2 separate regions of the Homo sapiens genome follow, and region 1 is linked to region 2. A link is an interaction called in ENCODE POLR2A ChIA-PET data of the cell type or tissue named here. Cell type or tissue: MCF 10A. All regions are shown on one strand. Each heading gives the region's core, and the rest is flanking DNA. Links, peaks and the distances in the headings are about the cores only.

The links. Peaks named below come from ENCODE experiments on the same cell type or tissue, not always from the same donor. Only the 100,000 strongest peaks of a DNase experiment are listed, where the experiment ranks them.
Region 1: POLR2A ChIA-PET joins it to region 2 with 6 read pairs; 7 of 35 experiments call an interaction of 5 or more read pairs at or near these places.

The regions. Positions count from the first base shown.
Region 1 is chr3:124,892,168-124,895,082 of GRCh38, forward strand. It overlaps a transcript of ITGB5 not described here. Among named protein-coding and RNA genes, the nearest start is that of ITGB5, 6.3 kb to the left of the region's middle. In MCF 10A, for the core only: no CTCF peak of the experiment used is centred there; a DNase peak (open chromatin) is centred at 1,634.
Region 2 is chr3:124,811,216-124,814,130 of GRCh38, forward strand. The region is part of intron 8 of ITGB5 (integrin subunit beta 5); the gene reads right to left. Among named protein-coding and RNA genes, the nearest start is that of ITGB5, 75 kb to the right of the region's middle. RefSeq lists an enhancer at 1,243-1,847. In MCF 10A, for the core only: no CTCF peak of the experiment used is centred there; a DNase peak (open chromatin) is centred at 1,776.

The DNA of each region.
Region 1 (2,915 bases), core at 257-2,756, 81 kb after region 2:
TAGAGTATTAATTAAATTAATGTGTAAATACTTTCAGTTTGGTCTCAAACTCCTGACCTCAAGTGATCTGCCTGCCTCGGCTTCCCAAAGTGCTGGGATTACAGGAGTGAGCCACCACTCCTGGCCTCAGTTTGGGATAATGGAAAAGTTCAGGAAATAGATGGTAGTAATAATTGCAAAACATGGTGAATGTACTTAATGCCACTGAATGGTAAACTTAAAAATAGTTAAAATGGGCCAGGTGTGGTCGCTCACACCTATAATCCCAGCACTTTGGGAGGAAGGGGGGAGGGAGGTAGATTGCTTGAGTCCAGGAGTTCGAGACCAGCCTGGGCAACATGGTGAAATCCCATCTCTATTAAAAAAAAAAAAAAAAAAAAAAATTAGCACTGTGCCAAGTGCCTGTAGTCCCAGCTACTCAGGAGGCTGAGGTGGGAGGATCGCTTGAGCACAGGAGGTTGAGGCTGTGGTGAGCCATGATTGTGCCATTGCACTCCAGCCTGGGTGACAGAGGGAGACTCTGTAAAAAAAAAAAAAAAAAAAAAAGTTAAAATGGTAAGTTTTATGTTATGTCTATTTTACCTGTAAAAATAAATAAACAAAAAAACTTAAAAATCAGATTCGTTAAGTTTCCTGTTTCACAATTCAGATTTACCAACTCCCAAAGTGACTTGTTATGTTGGGCAATTCAATTTTAATCCAAGTCAGAAATATTTCACTGAGGCATACCTGTAATTTAACATGCAGGGAGAAAAAGAGTTCGGGGCAGAAAAACAACTATCCTACAGTATACCCCTTAGTTTAGATAAGGCACTTAATTTACTCTGCTTTTAGTAGTCATGCCTAGGATTTACCACACTGCAAGAAATGAGTGACTCTGGTGACTCTTTTGTAGAGATTGATAGGCCTATGACACATGTATACAATTTTCTTTAATGTTAAGATTAACTTTTTAGGCTGGGTGCAGTGGTGTCTCATGCCTGTAATCCCAGCACTTTGGAAGGCCAAGGCAGGAAGATCACCAGAGGTCAGGAGTTCGAGACCCGCCTGGCCAACATGGTGAAAACCCATCTCTACTAAAAATACAAAAATTAGCTGGATGTGGTGGCGTGCTCCTGTAATCCTAGCTACTCAGGAGGCTGAGGTATGATAGTTGCTTGAATCTAGGAGGTGAAGGTTGCAGTGAGCCAAGATCGCACCCCTGCACTCCAGCCTGGACAACAGAGTGACACTTTGTCTCAAAATAAAATAAAATTAAAATGATTAACTTTTTATTTGAAAAATACCAAATTATATTCCTTTTTATAGGAAAATGCTCTGTCATAAGTTTTTCTTTCCCTGTCCACCATGGTCCTGGTTAGGAAAAAGTAATCCCTGTGCCAGCTCTCAGAGTTCACAGCCAATAAGGGACTACTGAGGGCAGACCCAAAAATGACACCTAGATGATGGATGAACATGGGAGACAAGCAGGTGACAAGTCCAGGGGCACACTGGGTTCCCTGTTAGTGAAAATAGCCTATTATGCTAACTGGCATATAGTAGATCTCAGTAATTTTTGTTTGATGGCTTATTTTTAGGTTCAGCATGTGCATAGTGGTCATTGCCAAGTGTGAGGGGGGTGGAATTTCATGTTGAGAAACGGAGTACCAAACAAGTCTCGACAGAAATTTTCAACATAGGGATAGGTGTTTCTCTTTGGTGTTGTTGCTCTTAATGTGCAAATGTAGCTGTAAGTCATAGAAATGTCATATTTCTCTGACGCTGTTAAGAAGCACACACAAGCATTTAATGACCAATTCCGAAAATACTCATTAATTATTACATCTTTCTGAGGGCAATTTTTGAAAGGTTAATTTTGAAAATACTTTTTAATTATATATTCTAGAGGAAATATATATTTTCCAGCTTTCATGAATGATGTTAACAAATCCATTAATGAAATTATAGTAAAAGTTGTGATATTTTTCTTTTTTTTTTTTTTTTTTGAGACAGAGTCTCGCTGTCACCCAGGCTGGAGTGCAGTGGCACGATCTCGGCTCACTGCAAGCTCCGCCTCCCAGGTTCATGCCATTCTCCTACCTCAGCCTCCCACAGTAGCTGGGACTACAGGCGCCCACCACCATGCCCGGCTAATTTTTTGTATTTTTAGTAGAGACAGGGATTCACCGTGTTAGCCAGGATGGTCTCAATCTCCTGACCTTGCGATCCGTCCGTTGCGGCCTCCCAAAGTGCTGGGATTACAGGCGTGAGCCACTGCACCCGGCCCCAGCATTTTTCAATTAAGTTGGCCATGCTTGTTTTATTTTATTTTTTTCACATCGGATATTGCTTATGTAAAATTTTCTTTAAGATTATCAGTAGAGCTTAGACATGGAGGAAACTCTCCTGGATTCTTTCTCTAAATGCCCTCTTTCCGCTGGAGCAAAGCAATCACAATGCGTTCCTCTTTTCCTGGATGTTTTCTCATATCACCTAAAGGGCATAGATTCCTTTCCAGTTATTTCAGTAAAAAGTAGAATGAATGAATACAAATACACATAAACACACACACTATATTTTAAACCAATCATGTTTAGAGACTTCTTGAGTAAATGCCAGTAATAAAGGAGTAGGCAGGAGATGGAGAAGAGACACAGAACAGGTATGGTCTACACCAGGGGTGTCCAATCTTTTGGCTTCCCTGGGCCACATTGGAAGAAGAAGTCTTGGGCCACACATAAAATACACTAATACGAACGATAGCTGATGAGCTTAAAAAAAAATCCCCCCTCCCCCCCAAATCTTACAATGTTTTAAGAAAGTTTACGAATTTGTGTTGGGCCACATTCAAAGCCATCCTGGGCCTCATGTGGCCCACAGGCCACAGGTTGAACAAGCTTGTTCTACACAGATGTGGCTTGGGGAGAAATGCTATA
Region 2 (2,915 bases), core at 266-2,765:
TACCATGTTGTGAAGTCCAAGGGCTGTATCATAGATCTCTCTGTGACTTAGTACAATCTGTCGTTGAATGAATAAACGCATGGATGGGTAGACAGATGAATGATTTAACAGCTATGCTAAGGTCTCAGGCCAAGTAGATGAAAATATTTCTTAAGACAAATATTAAAAAATAAATTTATAACCGTGAATAAGTAGTGGAGGAAATAAAACAGTATTGTAAAAGAGCTGAAGAGTGAAGGCATGTAAAAAAATTACTTGGGAACGATAACTTGAAATATGGGGGCCCTGTCGTTCACAAATAAAACTTTGGAAGGAAACACCAGTGCTCCCCAGCAAGATCTGCCCAAGCCGCCACTCGAAAGCCCCAAGGGAGGATCTGGGAAAAAGCAAGAGGGACTTGGACTCCTACTCTGTGAGTCAGCAACTAAGAATTAGATGGAAATGGACTCTTATGTTCTACTCAGGCCATAAGCCCCATGTTCTGATATAAAGTTTGTATTATTCCTGCTACCCACAGAGTCTCTGGAATCAGAAACTCTTAAGACATTTCAGGCAGCAGGAACCGTGGAGATGATGCAGCCCAAACCTCTCATGTATGGAAGCTGGAGGTCAGGGCAAGGAAAAGGTGGCCTGGGACCACTCTGCTGCACAGGACCGGGTGCAGGCTTTCTTGACCCACCCCAGGGCTCTTTCTAATCCCCACACCTGATATGCACTTCTTTCTTTGGAAATTGGCTCTCTGTCCACAGATAAGGTAAAAAACAAAAATAAAAAAATAAAAAGGAATTTGGCTCTGTGACTTTGGAAAGAGATCATCAGGTTGTATCGTGGTTGTAAGGGTCTCTGCCCCCAAAACTATGAGTGCTGGAGGGCAGGACTGTGTTTTGCTCACTATTTTATTTCCAAGGTGCAGCATGATCCCTGTCACACATTAGGCTGTTGGTATATATCTGTTGAATAAGTGAATGGATGGAGTCAAAGTGCAGTTCTTACACATGAAGACTTTTATGTGTGACTCCTAAAATTCCATTAACTCCTACCAGATTCGCCCCTCAAGGTGCACTCCTTAGTTCTCCAGTAGGAAACAAGATGATGTTGGGAATGTCAGAAGTGTAAAGGCTATTAAATACTCGGTCAGGTTAGGTCACATCTGCAATTGCTTTAAGTCGGGCCAGCTGTGGAGTGGGTGGGAGCAGACTTTATGGCAACAACAAAAAGAGAAACATGTGCTCTGCTAGAGAAAAATACACCACAGCTTCTGAAGTCACCCTCCACATGCAGCTCCAGTGCTTTCCAACTCATTCTGTTCGCTCCCACACTGAAAAGAGGCCTTTCTGGGTGCAACATGAGGCCAGCCCCCTCTGCACGTGTGGACCCAGGGCTCCACGGCTGAGCTCAGGAGGGGATTCTCTCACCAGCACTTATTACAGAGCAAAGCACCACATTGCCAAACTCCCTTGGGAAGACTTGGTGATTTCTCACAGTGAAGAATTTGGCACAGCAAGAAAAAATGTATAAATCCAACTTGATTTCACACTCGGAGAGATGTGTACACCAGACTTGATTCTACAAGACATGAAATTAAACATACCCTTTCCATTTTGCTCCCTCCTCAGCCTGGCCAAATACCACAGCCATTGCATCTGTTACATATGTTCCAACCCAAATCTGCTCAGAATGTCCCCACAGATGGTCTGCCAGCACTCTAGGGGAGGTAAAAGCCAACACCCACACTTAGTCATGTGTTGCATGACTCATGAAATCCAACACAAACCACTCGGACGGTGAGGTGACAAAAACACAAGCGGTCTGGAGAGAGCTGTGACTGGACTCTGGCCGGATGCGGAGCAGGTGAAAGGAGAGCAGAGCTGACGAAAACCTCTCCTGCTGCCCCGGCACACCCCACATGGACCAGGGGCCCGTGCTGGGGCTCAAAGTTGGGAAAAGTCCAAGTGCAAGGAGCTTGAAGCCCAGCCCAGCCTTTCCCGTTGGCCAGGACAGGAGCAAGTAAGATGAGTACTTGGAAGGAAAAACCCAAACTGTTTTTCCTACTCTACTCTCACACACCACTCAACACAACACTTCTGACACCAGATGTGAGGATTTTTCCCCCACACACCATGCAATTCTCTACTGGACACTGGTTGGTTATCTTCTAATTCAGCACAATTCTGACACTATCTACCTGGACATAGTGTCAGGTCCCACAGGTGAAGGGCTCAGCCCACAAGACTGCCCCCACCGCAGATGCCAATCACAAGTACTAGGTTGTCATCTATACTTCCAACTGATCGGCTATAAATTCAAATTCCCATGACCCCTCTCCTTCTTTCATCAATTTGCTAGAATGGCTCACAGAACTCAGGGACACAGTTTGTTTACACTTACCCACATATGAATAAGAGATAAAGGCTGCAGATGAACAGCTAGATGAAGAGAAACAGGGCAAGGTGTGTGAGGAGGGTGCAGAACTTCCCTGTCCTCTCTGGTGCCACTCTCCAGGAACCTGTCCCACAGCTTTCCCAAGGCCCTCCAAATCCAGGCCTTCTGGGTTTTCATGGAGGCATTGTTACATGGGCATGACTGGTCACATCTCTGGCTACTGGTGATCCACTCAACCTTCAGCCCCTCTCTACCTCCCCAGAGGTCATGGAGTGGGGCTGAAAGTTCCAACCCTCTAATCACATGGCTGGTTCCCCTGGCAACCAGCCACCATCCTGAGGCTGTCCAGGAGCACCCCCCAAGAGTCACCTCATTAGAACAAAAGATGTTCCTATTACCCAGGAAACTACAATGGTCTTGGAAACTCTGTGTCGGGAACCAGCGTTAAAGACCAAATATAATAACAAAAGATTCTCCTAGTGTCCTTATCTATAAAGGTTTTAGGGGCTTTATATTAGGAACTAGGGGCAGAG